Regions from separate parts of the Homo sapiens genome. Here region 1 is linked to region 2. A link is a loop called in an ENCODE intact Hi-C map of the cell type or tissue named here. Cell type or tissue: Caco-2. All regions are shown on one strand. Each heading gives the region's core, and the rest is flanking DNA. Links, peaks and the distances in the headings are about the cores only.

The links. Peaks named below come from ENCODE experiments on the same cell type or tissue, not always from the same donor. Only the 100,000 strongest peaks of a DNase experiment are listed, where the experiment ranks them.
Region 1: a loop joins it to region 2, with 7 times the contacts of the local background. A loop is called at or near these places in 3 of 110 quality-filtered maps.

Annotation. Positions count from the first base shown.
Region 1 is chr1:232,256,109-232,265,838 of GRCh38, reverse strand. It overlaps LOC124904550 (a long non-coding RNA gene), which reads right to left and starts at 4,807. Exons shown (of 2, transcript XR_007066942.1): 1 at 4,635-4,807; 2 at 1-401. In Caco-2, for the core only: no CTCF peak of the experiment used is centred there; a DNase peak (open chromatin) is centred at 4,768.
Region 2 is chr1:232,616,560-232,626,289 of GRCh38, reverse strand. The region is part of intron 1 of SIPA1L2 (signal induced proliferation associated 1 like 2); the gene reads left to right. Among named protein-coding and RNA genes, the nearest start is that of SIPA1L2, 8.7 kb to the left of the region's middle. In Caco-2, for the core only: no CTCF peak of the experiment used is centred there; DNase peaks (open chromatin) are centred at 3,139 and 3,689.

The DNA of each region.
Region 1 (9,730 bases), core at 3,453-5,952, 360 kb after region 2:
CCCATGAATTTCATCACTAGATACTTATTAGATATTCCCTGTGGCCTCCACTTCACAGATGGAGAAAGTGGGCTTCCAGGAAGTATGATTACTTACCCTAAAGGACACCCAGCTGGGCTGAGAGCTCTGGAGGCCACTGAATGCTTGCATGAGTTGTGCCCAACCTGGCTTTAAGAATCAGAGGGTCCTTTACAACTTTGAAAATATTTTCAGTCAGTGTGCATCATCTTCATTGCTTATGAAATGCCTGTATATAGTCTAAGCACTGCCAGGGTAGTAAAGAAGATGAAATTGGATCTTTTAAGTGCTTACCATCTTGTTAAGGAATCAGCGGGATAACTTTCTTCAAATCCTTTCAATATCCTCTTGTGTTAATCAAGGTTGCCAGAATGAAACCCATTCTAGGTAGAAAGCAAAGCAGAAAGAAAGCTTATCTATTAAAGAAATATTAGGAAACTCAGAATCTCCAGAGATTCAAGCAGGGAGTTCTCACAGCCTGGAGGCCCCGTGGCCTCTGAAATCATGGTATCTCTCTGCCATATTCTACCTCTTTTGCCAGAAAATGACATCTTTTCAGCGTCTGCTTCCTCTCTTAAGTGAGTAACTGATGAGCCAAGTTTAAGTCTTGTGGCTTCACATTAGGTGACAAGAAGGCTGAGAAGGAGTTCATTCTTATCAAAGTTCTAGCTTTTACCTACAGAAAGCTTCATTCTAATGTTTCCCAAACACAGGAAAACTGTTAAAGAGTCTGGCATCCGAAAAATGGCAAATATTTGCCAGTCCACGACAGTCATGCCAGCCGATACCCTCATAATTTCGTACTTAGTTTTATGTAGTATGCTAACTCTTTTTCCTCTTTTCTAACTCTTCTCTCTCCATTCCTTACTCTACATAATTTCTAGATCGATTTTTCTAAAATGCAGCTCTCCAGTCCTTCAACGACTCCCTATTAAAATGCCAATATTTCCAGCAGGAGCTAAGCATTAAACAATTAACCTCAGTTTAGTCTATGGAATTAATCTGGGGAGCAGGCATCACTCCCAAGAGAATGGAACATAGCCTAGGTGAATTTTACAAGGCATGGAAAAAGACCCAGAGGAAGGCAGAGCCCCTGAAGCAGGGGGGGCCAGGCCAATGGAAGGAATGGGGTGGCAGAGACAGCACTAAAAGAACACTTGTTTGTCCTTGAGCACATCCTTGGTACTGAGATGGGCTCCTGGAACACAGGGGAAGGAGACACAGTCCCCTGGGAATTGGAGCCTGAAAGCCTCCTAGAACTTAGCTTTATGCTTGGCTCATTTTGACAACAATGGAGCCCAGGAAGAAGAAATCTTGTTTTTACCATCCAGAAGAAGAGGGGGTATAAAAGGAAGGAGCTTCATCAGGAGGGGGTATTCACACTGATACCTATTTAGCCTGATTTCCAGTGATTTAGGTCAAACACCTTTCTGCAGAGATGGAGAAAAAATGGGTAAAGAAATGTAGCACCGGCCATCTCTGAGTGGGGAGGTTCTGTGCTTCCCTTTAATGACCATGTAGGATCTAGAGCATAGTGTAAATAACTCTTCAGTGGATTTTCTTCATCCAGCATTTGCCAGGAGAGAAGCTGTGGCTGGTAAGCACTGTCAGCCTTTATGTATCTTGGTTTCCTGTGTCTAATATGGTGACCAGAGTATGTTTTCAAACCTTCCATTCACTTTCTTGGCCCTGAGAATTCTGTGTTCTGAGGGCTGGCAACATGAGAGTATTCGTGCTGTGTTATTCCCTTTAGGAAGGATGAGGAGGGGCAAACCTGTGACTCCATAAGCACATGGAGAGGCAGAACTGGACTGGCTGCCCTGTGGTCAGGCCCTGAGCTTTATGGTCCTTCTTGGCATTGGTGACCAGAACAGCGGCTTTCCTATGGCTTCAACGGGAAAGGAGAAGATGATTCTTCAGCCTGGTCTGGACAGACAGCCCCCATTTCGATGCTCCTTAGCTAGAGGCAGGGTGGGATAAGAACAATTTTTTGGAAGCTCAGCCTGTCTTCTTCATTTGGGCATTCATTCATTCATCAAGCCTATCTTCACCAAACACCCCTATCTGTCAGGCAGAGCAATAAATAAGGGAGATGCAAAGGTACTTAAGTTCATGGAAGGAGAGAGGACAATGACCCTTGGGCGAGGTGTGTACTGGTGATTAAAGAATAAAGTTACCAGATGGGCGCGGTGGCTCATGCCTGTAATTCTAGCACTTTGGGAGGTTGATGCAGTAGGATTGCTTGAAGCCATTAGTTTGAGATTAGCCTGGGCAACAGGCTAATCTCAAACTGAATTCAGGAAATTTTTTCAATCACTGGAAATCAGACATTAATGGAATTAATCTGGGGAGCAGGCATCACTCCCAAGAGAATGGAACATAGGCTAGGTGAATTTTACAAGGCATGGGAAAGGGCCTTGTAAATCAAACATTTCTCTACCCATTTTTTTTCTTCATTTCTGCAAAAATGTGCTTGATCTAAATCACTGGAAATCAGACTAAACAGCTATCAGTGTAGAGCCTCCAGAGCCTTCTGATGAAGCTCCTTCCTTTTATACTCAGGACCCTTTACTGGATGGTAAAATATGTATATATATATATATGCACATAAGCGCATGGAGAGGCAGAACTGCACTGGCTGAGCATTCATGAGTATGCTGAACAGCAGAGCTGAGGCAAGAAGTGCTCATATTAAAAATCCCATTTGCTTGCCTAGCCCCTTGGTGACCTCCGTGCTGTGGGTAACATTCACTGCCTCCAGGAAAGCCAAGGTTGGTGGGTGCAGTGGGTGGGCGGGAATGCTGGCAGGTGAGCACTTCTTTCCCTCATCATACCATTTTTTCCTCCATTTCTGCAAAATGTGTTTGACCTAAATCACTGGAAATCAGACTAAATAGGCATCAGTGTAGAGCCTCCGGAGCCTCCTGATGAAGCTTCTTCCTTTTATACTCAGGCCCCTTTACTGGATAGTAATATGTATTATATAATATTTTATATTATATAATATAATAATATATATTATATAATATTATATACTATTATATAATATAATATATATTATTATATATTTATATATTATATAATATTATATAATATTATATAATATTATTATATATTATATAATTATATATTATTATATAATATTATTATATATTATATAATGTAATATATAATTATATAATATTATTATATATTATATAATGTAATATATAATTATATAATATTATTATATATTATATAATATAATATATAATATATAATATAATATTATTATATAATATAACAACATAATATAATCTAATAACATAATATAATATATATAACAACATAATATAACATAATATATAATAATATATATATCATATATGTATATATATATATCATATATATATTGTTTTTTCTTCCTGTGCTACAATGTTGTCACAATGAACCAGGCATAGCTTTGGGGTAGCAGACAAAGGACAGTGGCACCAGCATATAGCTACAAAAAAATTAAAAATTATCCAGACATGGTGGCATGTACCTCTAGTTCCAGCTACTCAGGAGGCTGAGGTAGGAGGCTCACTTGAACCCAGAAATGGGAGGTAACAGTGAGGCATGATAGTGCCACCGCACTCCAGCCTTGGTGATAGAGCAAGACCTTGTCTCTAAAAAAAGAAAAGTAAAGAAAGAACCCAGAATGGAAACCTCCTTCCTTTCCCCCAAATAATTCTGAAGGTTCTTCTCCTTCCAAATGCCCACATCTCACCAATGCCCACATCTCACCAATATGCACACTCTCCCGCACACTTGCAGATCCTCTTGTCTGCCATGGGGCTCAGAATTAGATAGGGGTAAAAAGCCGGTGAGGGGAGAGAAGGGAGGGAGCAGAAAAGCCAGGAGAGAAAGACGCTCCGCAAAATATAGGACTCAAAACCCTTCAGCGGGAGGAGGGGAAGCCCTGGTGCCTCCCCTGCTGGCTTCCCCTCTCTCATGCTTAGAATTTGCTTCCTTCCAGGTTCAGAACCAGGACCTTCTGCCTTGGCCTCCTACCTGCATGAGTGGCTGGCCACTCTTAGCATCCACTGCCCACCCTCTGTGGCCACAGGTAAGTGTGTACATGTTCCCTGCTGCCCCAAAGCTGGGAGTTGCTTCATGTGCAGGACTAGAACAGGGACCAGCACACAACAGATTCCTATTTAATGTGCTATCTGGGGCTCTTCAGAAACTCCCCCCTTGTGAAGCTGTTAGCACAGCCTGGGATTTTATATCAGGAGAATAAACCAGGAAAGAACACAGACAGAGAATTCTTCAGTCACCACCAGAGAATGCTCTCTAGTGAACCAAAAAACTTGTCCTCAGCTCAGGACACACGAATTCAGGGCTCGCACCTGAGGCTTCTAAAGCAGGTCTACCCCAGACCCTTGATCCTCCCTGGTGCTTTTGAGGAAAACTGGGAGAAACCCTGGCCAGGACTCTCAGCTGCCAACTGCCTGATTCTCGTGAGTGAAGTAGTAATGAGAGCAGTAATCCACAAATATGACACCTGGCTGTGAGGGAGAAGCAAAGGCTGTCTGCTCGGTAGAAAATGCCCCCATTTCCCGATTCTAGACCTGGCCCAGCCTTGGCTCCCTTACCTTGTCAATAAAGCGGCTTCATTTCCTGTCTTATTCTGGCTGCTGGGAGAAGACCTTCTGGAGTCATTTACCTATTGGGTCCCTTCTCCGAGAACTCAGTCCCCGCGCAGGTGCAGTTGGCACGCGCTCTGTCTCAGCCCTGAGCCCTAAGGCACTGGATGTCTTGGATAGACAAGAAGTACGGGTTATTTGGGGTAGACAGGAAGTGTGAGTGAGTTGGGTAAGCAGGCTGGGGGAGGGTGGGAAAAAAGGTGTCATATTTGTGGATTACTGCTCTCATCCATAAAAGAAACCCCCTGCCTTATATTCTATGGTGAAATTGCAACAAAAATACCTGTGACTCCAAACGTGCGCAGTTTTTTCTCCTTTCCTTCTCTGCACCTTCCTCAGACACAGTTTACCTGTGACTTCCACTTTGTGATCTCATAGACTTCAGAGATTTCCACACAAGCCACATATCTTACAGTTCAAAATCCTGATCATACATAGCTTCAACTCACATTTTTTTCTCCTAGACTTGAAGTGTTCACAGCATCAGTTTCTATCTTATGTAGGAAAAAAAAACCTGTCCCATAAAAGCAATATCAGGCTAGTGAGGGAACGAGAAATATATAAACATATGTCTCTCACTCCCTCACTCCAAAATCAATACACATATTTTTTTAAAAAAAAAGCACTTCTATATTTGAGATATTTTCAGCTTTCTTTCATTGTCTTAAACATCTGTTAGGTTGTCTTTCTGCAGACAGTCGCTAAATAATATGGTTTATTTTGGGTAACTGATTATAGGAAACCATCCCATATAGCCACAAAATAACATTTTTAATCACATCTTCTTTTCAACTTTAAAGAACCAAATGATTTCCTTATCTTGACATGATTTATCATTTGAGCATAAGCCCGGGACCTAGGAGGATATTATCTATAGCTCCTTCACATGAAAGGTTCTTATCAAGCAAGCAAAGTTTACAATCACAGCCAGAGAATAGAAGAAAAACAAATGGTATGGTCAATAGTTCTCTATGGCAGATTTTTTTCAGACGGTCTTATCTAGTGAACCTCTTTCCAAAAAGCTCACAGACGATGTGATTTTCCATTAACTGCAGAGATAGGGTAGGTGATGTGGATAATATTTTGAATTTTTCTCTTTTCACTGGCTATCAGCTAAGACTCCTATTTTATTTCTTTTTGGGCATTAGTTGGGGTTTTTCCCTCATGAGCTCAAAGCCTTTGTTGCTAAAGATTTTCTCTCACGACAGATTGTTTTGATCAGAAGCTTAAAAACCATAAGGAAAAGACCACTTCTCTCCATTCTCTCGTGCTCTCTTGGGATTGGGTAACTTGTGTGGCCCAGTTGGAGGTGCCTCCCCAGGTTCACTTTGCTACCAAAAAAATCCCCAGCACCTCCTTCCCCAATCATTTTTTTTCCTTTGAGATGGGTGTCTTGCTGTTGCCCAGGCTGGTCTCAAGCGCCTGGGCTTAAGTGATCCTCCTGCCTCAAACTCCAAAGTAGCTGGGATTACAGGGACGGACGCGGCAGCCTTACCCAATCTCATTGATGGCTGTTCTTGCTTCCTACTTACTTCACTTCAGGTGACTAACCATCCTGGTTGCCCAGGACTGATGGTTTCCTGGGACATAGGACCCTTAGTGCTGGGAAAGTCCCAGGTGCCACAAAAGGGTGGTAATGCTGAAACTCTGTCCTTCAACCTGAAGGATGTTATGCCAAGTGGACTGAGCCAGGCACAGAAATGTAAAATACTGCATGATCTCATTGATGTGTGGAATCTAAAAAAGCTGACTACACAGGGCATGGTTACCAGGGGTGGGAGGTGGGAGAAAGGTAGAGATGTTAGTTCAGGGGTACAAAGTTGCAGTTATGTAGGATGAGTAATTCTAGAAATCTAATGTGTGGCAGGAAGACTATAGTTACTAATACTGTATTGTATACTGCAGATTTGCAAAGAGAGTAGATTTTTAAGTGCTCTCACTGGGCACCGCCCCCCATCCCCCCGCCCCACACAGGTAACAGTGAGATGATTATTAACTAGCTTGATATGAGTAATCATTCCTATATACATGTATATATATACACATCATGTTCTTTATTACGTATACATAAACATGTTGTACACTTTAAAGAAATACAATTTTATTTAAAAATAAAATAAAAATATAATAAAATTGCATCCTTTCTTAACCTTTCAAGGACATCACTTCACCAAAATTCTAATTTTAGGATGTATCCTAATTCATGTCTTCCCCTTTCTAGTGCACTTTTATTTTTAGTATAGAAACATGCTCTTAGTTCTCACATTCAAAATCAGTAATAAACCAAACTAAGTTCCCTGATCAGCCACATACCATGCCCCTACTCCCCTCTGCAGCCAAACACCTGGAAAGGGAAGCCTCTCCTTGTCTCCAGCTCGTTTCAAGCCCCTGTGTCTCAACCCACTGCAATCAGCCATCACCCCACCATGCTGCCAACACTGGCCCCATGGAAGTCACCAAAACTGCAGGCAGATAAATCCATCCTTCTCAGTCTTCCTCCCACTTGGCCATCGGTGGTGATGGGACTGATGGGGTGACCACTCCCTCTTCTTTGCTACACTTTCCTCAGTTGGCTTTTAAGACACCACCCTCCTGTTCCTTACCCCTGCTCCTTGGCCGCGTCTTCAGTGGGCTTCATTATCCCTCTTCATCTCCCTGATGCCTAAAGTTGAGGGACCCTAGAGCTCAACTCTGGCTCCTCACCAACATTGGCCTGAACCATTTTGTCTGAATTATCATCATAATGATCCTATCTGGTCTCCCTGAATCTACCCTTCTCCCTCCCCTCACCACAGTGGCTTCTCAACTCAGCAGCCAGAATTATTGTAATGAAAATGTCAGATCCCATTATTCCTCTGCTGAAAACCCTCAGAGGCCTCCCCTACTCACTCACTCAGAGGAAAGCCAAAGGCCTTGCAGGATATGCTCTGCTCCCTTTTTCTCTGACCTCCACTGCTTCCCCAGCCCCCTCACTCACTAGGCTCCACCACCCTGGCCACCTTGCTGCTCCTTGGAAAGGCCAGGCACCTCCTACATGCCTAGGAGGGTTGCTATGAGGATGGGGTTGCAGAGGGTAGAGCAGATGATCCACAGCTGAATTCAACTACATCAGAGAACATGCATCTTTGCAACAAGGGAATGGGGAGAAGGGCTAAGGAAACGGTATAAGGACTTGGTATGCCCGTTGTGGGTCTGCCTTGCCCTCACAACTATTCCTAGACCTTCCAGCTGGGCCTGATAAGTGGGAGGCGGTGGGGAGAATTTGGAGGGTGAGGGAAGGGAGATGCCATGGATTTCGCTCCCTCCCACTCTGCCTTGGGTAGCTTTTCTGCCAGCAGCTGCCTCTCCTGTGGTTCTGGCTCTTGGTGAACCAGCCCACATGGACCCAGCTCATGTTTGGTGACCTTGACTCCTGGGCTCCAGTAACACTGCCTCCTCCTTTTGTTTTTCTAGCCTAGGAGTGGCCGTGGCTTCCTGAGGTGGCTAATACCTGAGGAACCCCATCTCTGTTGGCTTTCCAACTCCTCCATCACCTGTGTTACCAATTCCCCGAATTAAATTATTTGTTTTAAATACTTAACATAGATTCTCTTCCTGGATGGGCCTTGGCTAACGCCCTTGACTCTTGGGAATATGTGGGCTGCCAGAGGGTGGTCAGCTGCGATCCAAACAGCTCAGCCCACACGGTTGGTACTTGGCTCAGGTCAGTTCATGTTTCTTAATGGCTCAGTGTCCAGGGGAGACATCTGAGAATAAACACTCACAGCTCCAGATTGAAATGAGCTTACAGTTTAGATGGGAAACTGTTTTTATGAAAAGAGCAAACAACAATTCAAGGCAATGTGAGACTAAATGCCAAATGCCTGGTAAAGACAATTTGTGCTGAGACTAATTCTCCACAGCTTAGGTTCTGTGTCACACATGGATTTTCTACCTGTCCACGTATGAGTCACTCTAAAGTGATAAAAATTCATGGAAAGGCAAAGGCTCAATTACAGAATATTTGTTAAGTTATTACTTTCAATATATAAATTCCGACACTGATGAAAGCTAACTAGTGTGCTCTTTGGAAGAAACATGCCCCTGTTTGCAACCTCTCTGACAAAGGTCATTTAAAATCACTTCCAGTGGGTGCATGTAACTCACTCAAAGCATAGGTGGGCTTCAAGTAGGCGACTGTGATGTATTCGTGACTTATCAGGCTGGTAGGAAAAGACAACAGTGAAGACTCTTCTCTTGCAATTTCCTGAGCTTCTTTTCACAGCATATGTTTTTATAACAAGAGAAATATTCACAAACCAGTGTTCACACTGCAGACATTTCCCTACTTTGAACCATTTCCTTGCCTCCTTTCAATAATAGTGGAGCCCAGGCCTACCTTTATAACTACTTCAAGTGACAAAGTTTTCTTTCTCTTTAACTCCTTTAATCATTCAACAAATGTTGTTGAGCACCTAATTTGGTTTAGAAATTAGTCTAGGTACTAGACACACAACGGTGAAACAATAAGGTGCAATCTTTTCCCCGTGGAACTGACACAGAAGCATTATAGAAATTTTCTCTAAATGGAGGCATACTCTACCTGGGAGTAAGGCTCGCAGAACACGGTCCACTGAAAGTAGCTGGATTTTTCTTTGCATTGGAAAATAAGTTTGACATAATTCAATATCATCTATTTTGTGACTTCAGTGTCAAGAAATTCAGGAAGAAATTTAGTTTTATTTTTTCTTGATAAAAAAATTTTTTAAATGAAATAAAAATAAATTTAGTTTTATTTGCATCTGAAGAACTTTTATTAACTTTTAAATTGAGGTACAACATACATATAGAAAAGTTTACAAGTCATAAATTCAGAGATTGATGAATTATTACAAAGTAAACACACCTCTGTAACCACTTCCCAAATCAATAGAGTGAACATTACTGAACCCCACAGAGCTCCTGCTCCCCTTCCCAAATCACCCTATATCCCCTACCTCTCCTGACCTCTAAAACAATAGATTCCTTGTCTGTCTTCGAACTTGGTATAAATGGAATCATATGGT
Region 2 (9,730 bases), core at 2,544-5,043:
CATGTTGTTCCTATACCTTTTGTTTTCGTCTACCTGTAAAATGAAAAAAAAAAAAAAAAGCAAATATTAGGGATTGTCAGATATGTCAGCATTTAATGTTGCTACATAAGTGTGTTTAAAATTGACAACAGCAGTTACTACCTATTGTCAATGCATTTCGTCAAAATCCTTTTGATGTACCAAAAAAGAGAAAAGGTGGGGAAAGGGGGAAGAATATGTATGCTGTCAGACTTAAAGGAGAGTTCTTCCTATCCAGAGAGGAGCTGTGTTAAAATTACCCCACTCGTGGATTTATATCTATCCCCACACAGACACTTTTTTCTTTTGCATGGGTCAATGAAAAATTCACTAAGGACCGGGGTTTAGAAATCACTGAGTAGCTCAACTAACCCTTCTTTGATATTTGGATCCTTTTATATAATCTCTGTAAGTGGTCTTCCGGTAATACCTGAACATTGCAAGTAACGGGTGGTGATTTCCACCTTTTAATGGTTTTGAGTACTAGAAAGTTTTTTGGCCTATAGAATTGAAATCTGATTCTGCTTGTTTATTCAAATTCTACTGCCTTGGTGGCCTACAGAACAAATCCTTCAGTCTCTGTCAGAGTTGGGCTCTTGGTGTAACGTGACCCGTGAACATGACCTGTGTAGAGTACAGCAGGAGTGTCTTGTCATAGGTTGCATGTTGCTTGCACTGATGTAGTCCAAGTTTGCATTTACTTTTCTGGTGGCCAGACTCAACGAGTTTCCTTTTCGCTAAAACCTGCCGAGCCGTTAATCACATGCTGCCATTGAACCTCGTCTTTCCATCTTGCGCTGATGTCATTGCAAAACCTAACATTTATTGCGCTGTGGTTTTGCTTTATTTTAGCTGATTCTTTCCATCATGCTTTTTAGAATTTGATTATATTATTTGGCACCTTTACCTGTCCTCCCAAAGAAATGCTGTCTGTACATTATTAGATCAGACTCTTTTATATCTTTACTTAAGCCGGTGATGAAATTGTTAAACTGGCTGAACAACACGAAGTGTGTCTCTGGAAGCTTCCCTCGAGGCTTACAAGGAGTCACACTCTCGGTTATAGTTAACTACTAATGCTCTTCATATCTTATAACTAGCCCATATAGCTCCACCTTTCCACATGGATATCCTGAAAGAGTGTGTCAAACCTCCTTTGCTGGTTCTACTGACCAAGTTATGCTGAGTAATAATGAGTTCATTTTCAGTGTGTCCCTAGTAACGAGCACTCTCTTCTGCATATGATTAAGAAAATGTGTTAAATGACTGACTGGATTGAGACACTAGGGTCACACTGTGATCTGTGACCTCCGGAGGCCTTAGGAACTGCAGTGCTTCTAGGAAAAATCAGAATATTGTTGGACTTTCTTCAGCTTATTTTTTGGTTTGGTATTCTCTTGTGTTGAATTGCTTTCAGATAGTGGGGAAGAACACCACAGTCTCTTCCGGTTTTGTTTTAATTGGTTGATATACTTCTCTTCCTATTTTACTAATAAACATTTAGCCAAAAGGGGTGTCTTGAACTCTGCCCATTAGATTACTCCATATTTTTCACTTCTACATATTTGCTTAATCTTCTGAGAAATATCCCCATTTAGTTGAGTTCCTCAAGAAATCAGAACAGTCCGAAGTAAGCTATCTGGTAGTTTATTCAAACTCTTAAGTAAAAATATCTAGGTAAAGAGCCAGTGTTAAAAATTGTTATTGTGGAAAGTAAGAACTCCTGGGTGAATAAAAGATTATGTCTGCTGAGATGAACTATTGTGTGGAGTTTTAAAAGAAAGTTCTGGTTAATGCTTAAGACATAGTGTCCTGTGAAGTCAGCATAACTACTTTCACTGTCTTCTGGAGGTGGTTTTGATAACACATTTGGTTCCTTGTTGAACAGTGGGTATTCACATTGTTCAGGAATAGCTTTGGGATACTGTCCTCTCCGTATTGAAGTTTCTAATAAGTAATTTTAGGAATTATAGTTTTGATTCTTTGTACAGGGCAAATGCTACCTGTTTCAGGTGTTTAAATGGCCTAATGCAAGAAACAGTGGTTTCTTTTTAGCAGGTTCTCAAGGTTCTCAAACTTTTTTCAACGTGCATCCCATCTATACACAATTGTCTAAGTGTTCATGTATGTATGCGTATACATGTATACATATCTGCATGCACGTTTGTGTGTGTGTATATGTATAATATATCTGTATGTATAAACATATACTTTACTGTGCTAAGATATTATGGACATAAAACAAATGTACATTTTAAGAAGATTAATATTAAAAATAAATAGATGTAGAAGTATTTTCTCTGCATCTCAAGGGCATTTGTATCTTTGAAATGTGTGGCCCCTGTGTAGAGACCACTGTTGTACTATCACTGGTTAGAGTTTATAGCAGTTGAGAAATGGAATTTCTAGGGAGCCTGTAGGGTCTTGTGAGGCAAGCGGAAGACAAACTCCACTCTTGATGGGCCTTATATTTACTGTGTATTTATTCTTTTTCCCGAAGACATTTCTGACTTTGGCCTGTTTTCTTCCAGAATTGCTTGTGGGTCTTGGTTTGGGGTTTCATTTATTGAGGGGTAGGAGGTTAATGTAATGGCGATGCTATTCTCCTTAGAAAGTTTCTAATTGAACTCAGCTGTTTTTTTGTTTTGTTTTGTTTTGTTTTTTGAGACAGAGTCTCGCACTGTCACCCAGGCTGGAGTGCAGTGGTGCGATCTTGGCTCACTGCAAGCTCTGCCTCCTGGGTTGCTGCCATTCTCCTGCCTCAGCCTCCCAAGAAGCTGGGACTACAGGTGCCTGCCACCATGCCTAGCTAATTTTTTTTTGTATTTTTAGTAGAGACGGAGTTTCACCATGTTAGCCAGGATGGTCTCGATCTCCTGACCTCGTGATCTGCCCGCCTCGGCCTCCCAGAGTGCTGGGATTACAGGCGTGAGCCACTGTGCCTGTTCTGAACTCAGCTGTTTAAGAAGCATCATACTATCACACTCAGACGAAAGCATTCCCAGGATCAGGGTATGTTAAAAGTTCAGATTGACAGCCTAGCTCTGTCTGTATGTGATTGGCCAGAACTGTAGCACACAGCCACCCGTAGTGCAAGGAATGCCTGGCTTCCCAGCCGTTAGTGGGTTGGGAATGAGTGAGGAGAGACAGCAGGGAGCCCTGCTCTTGTATCTCCAGTAACTTCCAGCTAAACGAGCACCATCCACCCCCACCCATCCTCCTGTTCGATTTTAATAATGGAACATAAGCAGCAAACAGGCAGGGACATTTCTGGTTTACTGCTGTATTCCCTGCACTTAGGTGGTTTTTGCCACATAATAGGCTCACAGTAAACAAATATTTGTTAAAGAAATGATTGGGAGTTGTGGGTTGAACGTAAAAGAACTTCCTTTATCTTGGCTTTTGTTGAACTAAATACTGTTGAGCAAGTTCTAATCATTATTTCTATTGTACATGATCTATCTTGAACAACAGTTTATACCTCATTTATGCCTTTCCTGGGTCGTTTGAAATGACCTGTGATTGAACTCTGATATGGAACTGGTAAAAATGTGGAAGTTTCTGAAGAGGGACTGTGTTCCATCTGTTACATCAAGAACTTTATAGCCCCATTCAGAGGGGTGTGGTTCCTGGGAGCCTGGGCACCCTTAGGTGGCCGCCTTTCATGAGAGAGTATGATTCACACCTTTCCCAGGTTTCAAAGTCTCATCTGTGCTGATGCCTGCATAGCCCTATTTGAATCCCATGAGGCTGCAGTTGACTTAAAAGCCCTGGCTGGGGCTTAATCAAGCTTACTGAACAGAAAGGATTTCTGAATTGTGTAGTACTGTCTGTAGTCCTTTAGCTCTCAGTCCATTAGCAGGGTTCATTTCTACAGGAAATCATGATGTTTAAAAACCCCATCAGTATTGTATAGTGCATCTTTTGTTGACTCAGTACATGAGGATATTATTTATGCCTTAAATGTGGTAGGTGCTCAGTAGCCATAGTCTTAATTTTATATGGTAAAAGTCTTTTATCTTTAATATCTTAACGTAGTGCTAGTTCTTATAATATGACATTAGAGGGATGTCATTCTAACTCCTATTTGTTTACATTTGTGTATAAGGTATGCTGTGATAAGTGCTGTAAGCAAGGCATACATGATAGTAGAAGCATCCAATTTATCAACCAATTTTATTTGAGGATCGTTGTAACTCATTTGTTTGGAATAATAGGTCATTTTTCCCATTTAAAATGTTTTAATTTGGGCATAGTGGCTCATGCCTGTAATCCCAGTGCTTTGGGAGGCTGAGGCAAGGATTGCTTGAGCCCAGGAGTTTGAGACTAGCCTGGACTGCAAAGCAAGGCCCCATCTCTACAGAAAATTTTAAAATGAGCCGAGTGTGGTGGTGCACACCTGTCGACCTAGCCACTGGGGAGGCTGAGGAGGGCCGATCCCTTGAGCCCAGGCGTTCGAGGTTACGGTGGGCTGATCGTGCCAGTGGACCCCAACCTGTGTGACAGAGTGAGACCCTGTCACAAAAAAAAAAAAATGTTTTAAATGACAAGAATAAGTGAAGGAGACTAATGTTGATTTATGAAGAGAATAAAGAATTGGGGAGAGATATTCTTAAAGGCGAGTGTAAAATGTTACCGTGCTTGAACTTTCATTTGTGTTCTCTCATGTATACTTAACGAGAACCTTATAAGGCTGGTGGGATTTTTTTCCCTTTTACAGATACAAAAACTAAGGTTTAATGAAAGTGTGGTTTTCTGAATCTGAGTCCTTATGTTTTAAACCCATTTCTCTTGGTTCCAGCTATAGTGTTCTTTATTCTACAGCTCACTTGTAAGGTATGGTAGGTTTCAATAAATCATGATGAAAGGAAAGAATGAAAAGACAGAAAGGAAGAAGGGAGAGAGGGAGGGAACTAAAGAAGGTGTGTGCATATAAGAATGGCGGAATTACCGACTCACTATCACTGAAAGGGGGAAGTGGAGGCTGAGGGTTGGGCTAATGAGCTCATTGTTCTGGTCTAAAAACTGCCCTGTTCTCTCAGCCAGTGAATTGTCTGTTATTAACTAGAAATTTTGTAATTTGTGGTGAGGTAGCAGTTTTACTGATTGAATCAGGTTATATATTCTTTGTTGGGAAGTGAGTGGGTCCTTCTGTGATCATGCAGAGAACATTTTTTTTAGCCCGAGTCTTTGCCAAGATTAAAAGAAATATAAGAGGAAAACAATTTTTGTTTTGCATTTATATTTTGCTAGATTTGCATAATCTTTGTTTAAGCCAGTTGAATGTGAATCCCTAAATACATTTCAGGCATTTAAATATTTAAAAGGATTCATCCACAGTACTTTACTCACCCAAAGAATAAGTGCTTACAACAAAGAAAATAACACCCTTGCAGATGTAGCCTATGTAGACTTTGTTCACCTTGTCATTGAATTATACAACATTAATAGAGAAGCTAGAATTTGAACATTCACTGAAATGCTTAGCTGGCTCTGTTCCAAAATATTGTTTCCCTGGTAGAGAAAGCAGGACAATTTGTTTAAAACTGGCAGTTTGCCAGTCAGAATAGCTCTGACGCAATCATTGCAGTAACTACTTTGCTCTGACTGCTAATTTTAGGGCAGTTAAATCTGGGTGATGTCTGATGGCTGCTGTCGCTGTGCGTCTGGTTATGTGAAGCTTTCTAAATTCATCCTCTTAGCTTGGCACCGTAACTTAGTTCTTTCTGAGATAAGCTGTGGAGCAGAGGGGATGTTGAGTCGGCACAGGATATGTGCATGGAATGAGGAACAAGGCCCTAGGAGAGTTTCAAGAGACACTGCTTTCATCTTACTACGCTCTTTGTTATTCCAATAGCAAAGGCTTAGCACATCTGTACTTCCCTTGCTGTAGCACCCTGGGAGGTGTTGAGGAAGGTGGAGAGAAGTGTACATCGAGACACCTACCTTCATGGAACAGGGTTCTGGCAATATGCACTTGCTTTCCTTGTCATCCCTGCAAGCATTAGTGTGTTTAAAAGTGAACTTTTATCTTCTTCCTTTTTGGAACAGGTAAAACTACGGAGAAAAATGGTAATTTAAAAAAATCTGGCCGGGCGTGGTGGCTCATGCCCATAATCCCAGCACTTTGGGAGGCTGAGGCGGGCGGATCATGAGTTCAGGAGTTCAAGACCAGCCTGACCAACATGGTGAAACCCCGTCTCTACTAAAAATACAAAAATTAGCCAGGCTTGGCAGCGCGTGCCTGTAATCCCAGCTACTCAGGAGGCTGAGGCGGGAGAAACGCTTGAACTCGGGAGGCGGAGGTTGCAGTGAGCTGAGATCGCGCCACTGCACTCCAGCCTGGTGAGAGAGCAAGACTCCATCTTAAAAAAAAAATCTATTTGGAGCATTTAAGAGCAGAGTAGAATATCCTGCTATTGCAGATGATACAAGTGGGATAAGGGGTTCTTCCATGGCCTTGTCTAACTCCCTCAGCTTTCTGGGGCAGTGACTATAATCCAATTTTAAAATAAGGATGTGGGACCATGCCATCTTGAAGTCTTTTTAAATGCTGGCATTCTAAGATTTCCAAGTTAACAGGGGCACCCTAGGGTGTGAGACCCCTGAGGACAGGGATCTTGTCCTTCCATCCCTTCCATCCCGTCCTGGGTAGCTGTCAGGCAGAGTCAGCAAATTAACTGACTCTTAGAATTTAGTCCTCGGAGGGACTTTGAGTGTTCTTCTAGTTAAACTTCCTGATGTTACTGATTCAGAACTATCAGAGGGCATGATTTAATCACTAGAGCTATTGTGTAGTAGCATGGGCTACCTTATTAGGTGATGAATGCACTGCCTTCTTAGGTGATGAACTAACTAACTTGGGCAGAGTTGATGGCTATGTGTCAGGTGTATTAGAAAAAGATTCCTGTGTAAATGAGACCATATGATAGATGGGCGCTACAGCTTCTTTCAGATGAAAGACTGTGTGGTTAGCTGAGAATAAGGTGGGTTTGCATGGTTAGGAAAACATTCAAGGAAGATAGAACTTGAGTTAAGCTTTGGAAAATGGTTAGGATTTGAGTTTTTGTTGAGGGCCTCTTGTGTGCAGGGAAACTGTAGGCCCTCTCCAAGACCAGAAGATACATACAGAACACTCTCAGTTGTTCCTTTGATCACAGTACTATCTCTATTAAAATGATCTGCTTAAATACAAACTCATCTTTTTGCCTGGTTTAGGTTTTGCAACTCCAGAGATGCATTTTATTAACAAAAGCAACATTAAGGAGAAGTGACGGACAGTATTTTCAAAGTGGTGATAATTACTTTGTCTATCACGTAAGATGGTCATTATGTTTTTTTTCCTCACTGTAATTTACTGAAGGTTATAGACTGTGTCATAAAACTAAAGGAAAAATTACTTTGGATATACAGAGATATAAATGACGTTTTGGTATAAAATTACTGAATTCATTTCAGTTAGTTGACAGAATATACACATAGTATTATATTTGCAACTCAAGGTCATGTGTTTTGTTTTGAGACTTTATACTTAGGAATATATAACTTGATAATTGATACACTGAAGTGATTTATTTTAAAATTATGCGGAGTAACAAGAGTTTTTTTTTTTTTTTTTGAGATGGAGTCTCACTCTGTCCCTCAGGCTGGAGTGCACTGGTGCAATCTTGGCTCACTGCAACCTCCGACTCTTGGGTTGAAGCGATTCTCCTGCCTCAGCCTCCTGATTAGCTGGGATTATAGGCGCACGCCACCATGCCCAGCTAATTTTTGTATTTTTAGTAGAGACGGGGTTTCACCATCTTGGTCAGGCTGGTCTCGAACTCCTGACCTTGTGATCCACCCGCCTTGGCCTCCTAAAGTGCTGGGATTACAGGTGTGAGCCACCGCGCCCAGCCACAAGAGTTTTAAACTGAGGCGACATTAGGAAGGATGTCTGTGGACAAAAAGAGCTCGCCTCGCCTGAGCATCCCTTCCGCCCCCAGGTCTCTGGGGTGTTGTTCGTTTGCTGCTGATGCTCCCTTCCTTCAGTCCACTTCCTATCTTATGTCTCATGAACTAACAGTAAGTGCTGGGTAAGATTTGCGTTCTGCTTTAAACTTCTGAGATTTATTTAAACCAGTAAATCTCAGTGTAATCACCATATACTTTCCCCCAACGTTTTATCATGCAAATTTGCAATCTTACAGAAAAGCTGAAAATATTGTGTGGTGTAGTGGACACCTCTGTACCCACCTCCTGGATCCCACAGTTGTTAGGTCTGGCTTTATTTGCTTTATAGATGTCTCTCCGTCTTCTACCCATCCATCAATCCATTTTATTTTTTGGATGCATTTCAGAGTAAGTTGCACACTTTTTACACTTTTATCACTAAACACTTCGGCATGTATATTGTAAACGAGTTAAAAAGTTTTACATTTTTTGAAGTAAAAGGTATAGAGTGAAATGCACAAATCTTAAGTGTATCATTCTGGGAGTTTTGATAAATGCATACACCCATATGGCCCATACTTCTATTAGGATGTGAAATGTTTCTCCCACTTCTGAAAGTTCTCTGATGTCCCTGCCCGGTCAACTTACTCTTTTTGTTTCCCACCTTTATCTGAGGCAACCTTTGTTCCTTTTTTTTTTAGGGCCATTGATAAGTTTTGCATGTTCTTGCATGTGATGTAAATGGAATCATGCAGTATGCACTCTTGTGTATAAAGCTGCTTTCAAAATTCAGCATAATTTATTTATTTTTACTTTGTTGTATACTTTATATGACCACACTGGGTTTTCTTTGCCTTCATCTTGATCACATGACCTTTTCAGAGGTCATATCCATTTGTCAGATGATTTTAGGAGCAATTTCTGTCAGATATTTATGTATTTATCTTCAGTCACATCTCAACTTCCCTTTTCCTTACAGGGGTGTGATTTTCCTATCTGATTTGGCAGTTTCCCCACTGGGTCTCATCTTACATCCCACCCATTCATTCTGGAGATGAGGTGCTTCTTTTGTTAGTTGGCTGACACTTGCTGCGGGCCTGGCTCAGGCCAGCTCACAGCATTGAGCTGAGCAACTTTGCTTCTGAAGAGATGGATCCTGACATATTACTGGTTTATTTGTATCTGATACTTAGAAAATTTTAGGTGAATGGAAATAAATCTGTTTATCTTTGCAAAACTGAGGAATTATTTCTAATTAATTCAAATTATTTCCAATTATTTCAAATGCAACAATTATTAAAACTAAAAAAATTTCCTGAGTTCAGTTTTATGATAATATGTGAAGGAGACTAATCAATTAGCCCTGAAAAAATACAGATTTTCAATCACTTATGCTGAAGAGAACTGGCTGGCAAAATGAAAACCTAGTTGACCTAAAAATAAAATTCTAGACTTAGTTAACCACCCGCTTTTCTATTTCTTCTACTACTGAAGTTCTGAGTTGCTAAACCTCTCCAAACATAAATGAAAGTACTAAAACGTTTTCATCAGCTGTACCGGGTTAATGGTGGTTTTGCATGTGGAATGTGCCATCAAGGTGGGAAGACTTTTCCTTAGGGCTGTATTGGTTAAGGTAGCTCTGCCTGCTCTAAGAGACACTACAAAATGCTCTGGCAGTGGAAAAGCTGATTTCTTTCTAGGGTGACAGCCCAAAGTCCGGACAGGTAGGCTGCTCTCCTCCACCTGACACGTGTGGATTCAGGTTCCTTCCATCTGTGTC